Regions from separate parts of the Homo sapiens genome. Here region 2 is linked to region 1. Evidence: read pairs that join two places in POLR2A ChIA-PET (ENCODE). Cell type or tissue: GM12878. All regions are shown on one strand. Links, peaks and the distances in the headings refer to the core of each region. The heading gives the core; the rest is flanking DNA.

Region 1 (4,403 bases), core at 70-4,069:
AAGGGGTTGCAGTCCATCTTTCCACATAGTCGTTGGATGACATTGGGCTGGAAGGAAATCTTAGAGACCTCTTTCCTCATAAAATTCTGCAAGCAAAAGCATTTTCTACCTGAACCTTAGACACATATGGGTTTGTATTTTTTATTTAAATTGAATGTTCAGTGATTTATCACTGTAGAGATGAGTTGAAACACAAGTGATGAAGTTACTTTGCATTAGGAAAGACTCTCCTTCAGTTTGACACTTTCGATGCTATTAGCTTGGTGCTGTAGTGACTCCACCTTTTCCCTGACAGTCTTCCTCACAAGACACCTGCTATTTTCTCAGGAGGGCTAAGATATTCTGATATTTTGTTCTACTGTCTCTATAAAGCAGCAGTTCTCCTCAAGTAACTTGCAAGTACATTATCCCTTCACCACATCCTGTCAGTCTCAGTCAAGCCACAGAGCAGGGATCGTTCATTTCCACACTGGTAGACTGGTCATGTGGATGGTCTCCATGGCCATTTACTGCAAGTCGTGGTTCTCCCTGTATCGTAGTGTTCTTGATACAGGATGTGGCTGCTAAACCAGGGGTGACTGGTGTGTATATTCCAGTGCTATTTGTGCTTGTCCTGGTGCTTCATTGTAGTGTCGGGTTCCAAAGGGTTGGCTCTTTTAGTAATTCTATTTTGCTGGTCAGTGCATTGAGAAGTAGCATATTATAAAGGAATGGTGAATCACTTATGTGTTTAATTATTCTTCTGGTTAAATATTTTATTCTACAGCACAAACTGAGTCCCTTCTTTGTCAAAATTATGGTGGGAGATACAAAGATGAGCAAGACCAGGTGCTAAGAATGAGAACAACAATTAATCCTCAAAAGTGCTAAATGAGACCTCATGAGAGGAAGGAAAGATTGAGATGGGTGAATAGAAAAGAACAAATCTTTAGTGAGGGCTTTATATGTGTTTTAGTTATTGCGCTTTTGAGTAACTTCCTCTTATTTAATTTTAATCCTTCTATCAACTCTTTGTGTAGATACAATTCTGCCCATGGTGTGAATGAGGAAATGCATGCTTAGAGAAATGAAGTGGCCTTCCCAAGGTGACCTAGCTGTTAATGCCACAATCAACTTTTTGTCCCAAAGCTCATGCTCTTCCTATTACTCAGTGGTTCTTAGCCCTGGTTGTGTATTAGAGTCATCTGAAACACTTCTAAATAGAGATAAGACCCCTACCCTAAATCGGAGTCTCTGTGGATGGAGCCTGAGTGTGGGTATTTTGTCAAAGCTTTCCACGTGATTCCAATGTGCAGCCAGGATTCAGAAGCACTGGGGTTCGCCACAGGTGCAACAGAGATCTCTGAGAACAGCTTGATGGAGCTTTAAATTTTCACTGTGGTGACTTACATTACATTAAATTACATTATAATTTTAAAAACTAATGTATTGATTCAGAAGAGATACTAAGTAGACTTACATAGGTAGAGTTGATTTCACCCTTCCAGCAACTGCTATGCTCATGTTTGTGTTTGGTTGGTTGTTTTGAGACAAGGTCTTGCTCTGTTGCTCAGGTTGGGGTGCAGTGGTGTGATTATAGCTGACTGCAGCCTCTACCTCCTGGCTCCAAGTGATCCTCTTGCCTCAGCCTCCCTGGGAAGCTGGGACCACAGGTGTTTGCCAGCATGCCCAGCTAATATTTTTAATTTTTGTAGGGATGGGGTATCACTATATTGTCCAGGCCGGTCTAAATTCTGGGCTCAAAGGTTCTTCCTGCCTTGGCCTCCCAAAGTGCTGTGATTACAGGTGCGAGCTACCACCTGTAATTTTTGTTTATTTTATGCATTGTTTATTGGCAATTTCCTGTTAATCACGCTTTTTAAAAGTTTTTTTATGTGTCTCTTTATATCATGTACTGCATCAAGTTCCCTGTAGACTTTTCTGTGTTATTTATTTGAGTGAGAGGAGGGAACAGTTATGCCACTGGCTTTTCCTAATTCTACTTAAGATTCTGAAGCAATTAGAAAAGATTTTGAGCAATAGAAAAGGTCCTTAGAGTTTGAAACACACCTGTTTTACAGAATCAAATTTCTCATCAGTGAGGTCTTAAGAATGTCTAAGTAACATATGTTTCCTAATGAACACAGCAAAACAGAACCCAGCTGTTTTGTTTCAAGAAATGAATCATCATTTAAATACTTTAAAAGTCACAACACTCTTCTTTGCTCAGCTGTCCTATGTGACAAGCTTTGTGGCTTTCTTTTCCTTTTTTTTCCCCTTAGCCTGCATATGTCCAGAAGTCATTGCTTAAAATGTAATGCGTTGGTTATGGTGGCGTATGGTTTCTGTTAGCTATTAGGTTACAGGAAATAATGTTAATGTACTAGCAATAAAATCTAACTCACACAAATGACTTATCATTGCTGTATAATCAATTTTTGGATGTCTTTTTCAGAATGTCAAGCCTTTATTTATTTATTTAGCAGAAAATTTCATTTTCAATCATCAATCTGTAAGAAGCTCCTAGTTTCTGGTGAGACTATCTTTTAGCAGTAACTTCTGGTGATGGGTGTACGACTTTTTGAATGGATTGGTTGCACTGATTTATAAGACACAGAAGTCATATTTTCTTGGATTCATGTCAAAATCCCCTGCCCTCAATCTAGAGAATTTTTACAGGTGAATGAATGAAAGTAGCACTCACAGGCCACATTCCCTCAGAGTATTTTCAAACTACTCATCTCTGCCTGTAGATTTAATGTGCATTTTTTTTCTGACAATGGCACATTCACATGGAATCCAAGGTCATTACAATTTCAGAATCAAACAGGAGTGAAACATCTTATTGAATGGGGAAGTGAATCTGTCATCTTTACAGCTATGATAATTAAACCTGCAAATGACAAGGGGAATGCAACGGAAATTTATCAGTGTCTTAGTTTTAAAACTATTTTGAAATAATTATTTGGTTAAACCACTACTGGACAGTATAAAACCCCACCAAAAATGGCTGCCAGGGCAGCTTATGTTTTGGTAATTAGGAAGACACAAAATAGTGAGCCTGGGCTTGAGGCATTTTGCCAAAGGGGTCTTCAGATTGTTTTTGCCACCTACACGGATTCACATTTAATTACAAAACAAGTCTTGTGTCCTGATTTCATTTATCTTATTACAGTAATTTCCCCTTGATATGTTCTCTTTCTTATAGCCAACTGCTACTCAGCAGTCCTTGCTGGACCCTGAAGCAGATTCGAATCCTACTGCCTGGTCAGGAGGCAGGCGGAGGCCCCTGCCCACTGCAGGCTGGACACCCTCCCAGAGATGCAACCCAACTGCTGCCAGGGGGCTGCCCCCTACGTGGGAATGTGTAAGTCCGTATAAAATACTGGGCCCTTCTATTCACTTTGAAAATCTGATTACTGCCGGGTGCAGTGGCTCAAGCCTGTAATCCCATAACTTTGGGAGGCTGAGGCAGGTGGATCACCTGAGGTCAGGAGTCCAAGACCAACCTGGCCAACATGGTGAAACTCTGTCTCTACTAAAAATACAATAATTAGCCGGGAGAGGTGGCACATGCCTGTAATCCCAGCTACTTGGGAGGCTGAGGCAGGAGAATCACTTGAACCTGGGAGGTGGAGGTTATAGTGAGCCAAGATTGTGCCACTGCACTCCAGCCTGGGCAACAGAGCAAGACTCCATCTAAAAAAAAAAAATCTGATTACCTTGTCTCCTTTCAGGCCTCCAGCTTCATGTTCATCATTTCCCTAGGGGTGAAAAACAATTTAAAATACAAAAGAAAAATCCGCTAATTTTTAACACATTCAATCTGTAACAGTATAAGCAGTCAGATAATAGTTCTGTAACCGCTTTTTATGGATACTAGGTCATTTGTGCAGACATCTTTGTCTCTCTCGCCTGTTGTTAAATATTCCTGTTAAATATTCTTCTAAATAATTCCAGCTTTGGACACCCCATGCATCTTCTTTGTGACTTCTTAAGGAGATTGCTTCTGGAGAAACATCACACCTCTGGGGATAAATACTCACTACTCCAAATCCACATCTGGCCACTTCAACTGGCCTCTCCATGTATCTGAGCATCTCTGATCTGCTCTCCCTATTCTCAAGTCTTCTTTATTGTTCTCAGACCACTACATTAGACTCTACAGTCCTTGGGCAAGTGACCTTGCCTGTAACTACACTGAAAAAAATGCAAGTTCTCAGGCACCACTTATTTTATTTTATTTTTTTCCTTTTTGTGGAGAATGGTGTCTCAGTATATTGCCCAGGCAGGTCTTGAACTCCTGGGCTCAAGCTATCCTCCTGCCTCTGCCTCCGTAAGAGCTGGGATTGCAGGCATGAGCGACTGCGCCAGGCTTCAGTCACCACTTCTAATTCCTGCTAATGAATGTACCAACCCATGTG
Region 2 (4,403 bases), core at 193-4,192, 310 kb after region 1:
GCCACTACGTCTGGCCCTCTCTATGTTTCTTTACATCATCCTCCCTCTATGCAGGTCTGTTTCCAATTTCCAGTTTTTATAAGCACACTGGTTAAACTGGATTGGAGTCCATGCTATTGACTTCATTTTACATGATTCCTCTGTAAAGAGAGTATCTCCAAATGAGGTCACTTTCCTGAGATAGTGAGGATTAAGACTTCAACTTATACATTTTGAGGAGACATAATTCAACCCATAACAAGGGAGAACTAGCATTTCCAAACAATACAATATCCCATAAAGCCAGTGAGATACTGGCTGATATGAATAGATAGACCTATGCAACAGAAAAGTAAGTACAGAAATAGACCCAAGCACATAAGCAAATTTGCTTAAAATTCAAATTCAAACCCACATCAATAATTAGGAGTCCATAGTAAAAGACTATGCTATTAAGAAGTAGTAAGTGCTCTTACTTTAGCAAAAAATTGGGTTGTCCAAAAGATTGAAATGTAGAATAATAATATATCATGGATCTATCATGTATTATTAAGGAAAACCAAGATATTTGGTGTGGAGCACTAACCTTTGGGGATTATAATCACAGAGACAAATATCATTGTGCCATGCTCTGAAGTTTAATAATGGGATAGATGGACATAGCTCCTAACAAAAGGCAATGACTAAAATGCCTTGGAATTTGGAATTTGGCGACTTCCAGTCTGTCCTTTATGGCCACTGGACAAAGCAGGGAAGTCAGGCAAGTGTGCCTGGGAGAAAGCATATGGTTGTGAGAATTTTTTAAAATGTCAGCTGGGGCACCCCCAGAAAAGGCAAACAGAGCAGATGGGCATATGGCAGTAGAGGAGGGAGCACTGGGAAATGGGCAACAAGGCTGCTGGCTGGCCTGGGCCCAGGACATGTGGGAGTGACAAGCTGGATAACACACCAAAGCAAGAAAGATAACATTCCCTGTTACAAACAGGTTCATACTGAAAAGACTAAAGCAGAAGAGATTGTAGGGAAAAGAAAAAATAAAATATATATATAAAGAGACAAAAATTGTTCAAAGAAATATATCTGAACTGCTCCACAACATTGGGGTACACTGTAGTTGTGTCTCTTTTAATGTTAAAATGAATTATGAAATCTCCAATGTGGTCTATTATCAAGAATTTTAGTATCACCAACCATCCAATAACCTCAAGGGCATACTCATTCTGAAAGCATCAGTATGCTTCTAGCCACAGAGAGCCAGGGCTAGAGAGCGAGTACAGTACACAACTCCATTGCTTACTGCTATTGCTAAGTGTTGTCATGAGAGACTGGTTTGATGGAGCTTCAGAGTCCTGTCCATTGCTGCAGGGCAACTCTTGCTGGTTCAGGGCCATGCACAAAATCATAATGGTGCCCCATGTTGGGAGGCAAGGTGGTCTTTCTTTTAAATTAACTTTCCCTTGCTCAGTTCTTATTATCTAAAGCCTAACCACTGTGGCAGAGTCAGGAGGCACCTTCCAGATCAAGTCAGAATAAATCCTCACATAAAACTTGAGGACCAACCTAGGCATATTTATTTGTATAGGGACGTACTTTTCCCCAAATGACTTAATTTAAAAGGTTTCTTGCTTTCCTTGAACCATGAGGCCTAATTAAAATCACTGTGATGGTCCACATAGCTGAATTTCCCAAATTTGTATCTCAGGGAACAAGGTTTAGGGACTGATTCATTTTTTCTAGGAGAAGGCCTTGGATTCTCCTCCCCAGTAACCACCTTTGGTGTACCAAGACCTTTGGTGAGGAGTTGAGGGGCAAAGAAGAGGCTGAAGAGTGGGGATAGCATTGGTCCAATGAGTCTATTTTCCCTGCTTTTATGTAAGTGAGAGAGACCCTGAATGATTCTTCATAGAAAAAATAGCTATTTGAGAGAAACTTTCTGTCTTGCATTTCTGAGTTAGCAGAAGGAGCAGTCACTTCTCTTATTAAAATATGTGTGTGTGTGTGTATGTGTGTCATGTATTTGCCATATTAAGCACCCTATTTTATGCAAATGAAGCACTGTAAATAGGGATGATTAAAGACTAGTGCATGTGTTTGTAGTTTTTTAGAGTGGCTGTTTCATTCATTCATTTGACGAAAAGTTACGGATAATTTCCTGTGTCTCTACACTGAAGATGTGGATAACATGCATAACCCCAGGCCTAGAGGCTAAAGTCGTAGAAATCGATAAGTTAAATGGACCATTTTAACACAACACATAAATTCATATGCTAGCTAATGAGTACAGTGTTGTGCAATTATTAAAAAGGTTATATTAATTAGGTCTCTTTTATTGTTGCAAAGACAGAAGTTCCTTGAGAATATCTTAACTCATGTGGAGCTTATTAAAAGGCTCCATGTGGAAAGCAGAAAAACAGAAATCATGCTCATTCATCTTGGGGAGTCAGGAAATTTCCCCAAACCAGGCCCCCCGCAAAAAAAAAAAAAAAAAAAAAAGAATCTCCTTCTGTAGGGCTGGTTTCATGGACTTCAGAATGTAGAAAGTCATTCAGGAGCCAATCAATTCTATCAATTCTTACACTAAATATACTTTTTCATCCTTTCTCTTATTTGCTACTTTGATTAAATATCCACTTACCTCCTTCTTTTGGATTCAGAGCTTGCATTTCTCCCTTTCTCATTTTTGATTACTCACAACCTCTGCCTTCTTAGTTCGATTGCCAGATATTTGCTATTACCTTCTTTCTGTACACCTTTCTCCTTCTCTGTTTACTAACTGGCCAACTACTTCTCTCCCTCTTTTTTCAAAATTCAGAACTTCATGAATTTGCATTCAGTTTATACTCATTGTCATTTTGGGCAAAACTCTTGGGCCTGACCCCCTTGTTTCCTACTTTGCAGTCTACAGACTGGCTGTTCTCCTCTTCCCCAATTTTATCATCTGGCCAAGAAACCAGAATCATACCAGGTATAACATGGCCACTAATGTGTTCCACTAGTCCCTGCAACAAAGGGTTATGAGCAGGGTTCAAAGGGCCTGCGGACATGAGAGGCAGTTGGCAACTATGTCTGCCCAAACAAAGATGAATGTCAATATTTATAATGACTTATAACAACATTCAAACTACCAATCACAAAATTTTGTTGGCAATATAACACCTATGTGTACAGAGGTTGTCAAGATAAGTTATAATGTGATGCCCAGACACTTTTAGGCTTCTATCTTGTAGATTACAAACCCTCAGCTTTCTGAAGCACAGGTGAGTGGTTTCATGTGAGTGGCTTTGTGTGAGTCCTAGTGTTATAATTTTTGGTTATTCAGGTATTTTCTTCTAGAGTCTGATTTTATATGTACATAACACATTAAAAATATGTAAATAATTATTTTGGGAGCCTATAAAATATTTTAGCATAACTATTACAATAGACTAAATCAATAGTAATAATTTTAGTGCTAAAATTTCAAGAAGCATTTTATAATTATCTTATTTAGTAAAGCAAAACAACAATAGTTGAGAATTCTCTAAGTCAATTTTTTATTCTGCATTTTTATTTTCACAAAAATTTTACAAAATTAATACGAGCCTATATTAAATCATCTGGTTCATTTGAAGTACCTGATAACTGAGTACTATCTTGCAGTTTATATTTTCTGTCTCTTTTGCATGGAGTAAGTGTAAGGTAACAAACTGAATGTGTGAAAGTAGTTCCTTGGTTGGAACAAAAAAATGTCATGGTAGAATTGATGGATCCTGTGACATATGATAATACAGGCTTACTAACCTCACAAGAATCTCTTTAGTTAGCCAATGTTATACAGTATTCACATTGTGAACAAATGGTTTTAAGAATACTGTCATGTACATCCCATTTTGTAATTAATATTTCATTAGCAGAAAATATGCAATGACAAATAGTTCTATTTCCAGTTCCAGCAATAATTAGATTACATACCCATTTAATACATATTTCAATAGTGCCAGTACTCATATTATCTCCAAGTAAAAACAAACATTTATACAATTATCAAATGACTCCACTATAAAACTGGCACTCCAGGATTGCTCACTGGCAGAGATTTAGTTAAGCATAAGGCCTGATTATACTTAATTTGCAAACAAAGACTTGAAGTTATTAATACCATTTTGTACCATATACTTATGGGAATAGACATTTTCTACATTTGCATTATTGAAATCAAAATGTCAAAAGAGATTAATTATAAAACCAGACATGAGTCTGCATCTTTCTACTATTAAACTCAGGACTGAATGATTTTTTTTCAGCCAAATGCCACTATGCATCACATTAAAATAATGTTATTAACATGATTTTATCTTCTTTTTAAGTTTCACTTGAATTTTTATTTGTTGTAAAGTTGTATAAGGCCTATAAAATTAAGGCATTCATCCATTGTTTTACATTTT

Evidence for each region. Peaks named below come from ENCODE experiments on the same cell type or tissue, not always from the same donor. Only the 100,000 strongest peaks of a DNase experiment are listed, where the experiment ranks them.
Region 2: POLR2A ChIA-PET joins it to region 1 with 5 read pairs; 1 of 35 experiments calls an interaction of 5 or more read pairs at or near these places.

What each region holds. Positions count from the first base shown.
Region 1 is chr6:70,129,522-70,133,924 of GRCh38, reverse strand. It overlaps COL19A1 (collagen type XIX alpha 1 chain), which reads right to left. Exons shown (of 51, transcript NM_001858.6): 18 at 3,702-3,743. Among named protein-coding and RNA genes, the nearest start is that of COL9A1, 170 kb to the left of the region's middle. In GM12878, for the core only: no CTCF peak of the experiment used is centred there; DNase peaks (open chromatin) are centred at 2,204 and 2,822; H3K27ac peaks cover 933 bases.
Region 2 is chr6:69,817,057-69,821,459 of GRCh38, reverse strand. No RefSeq gene overlaps it. Among named protein-coding and RNA genes, the nearest start is that of LMBRD1, 22 kb to the right of the region's middle. In GM12878, for the core only: no CTCF peak of the experiment used is centred there; no DNase peak of the experiment used is centred there; H3K27ac peaks cover 186 bases.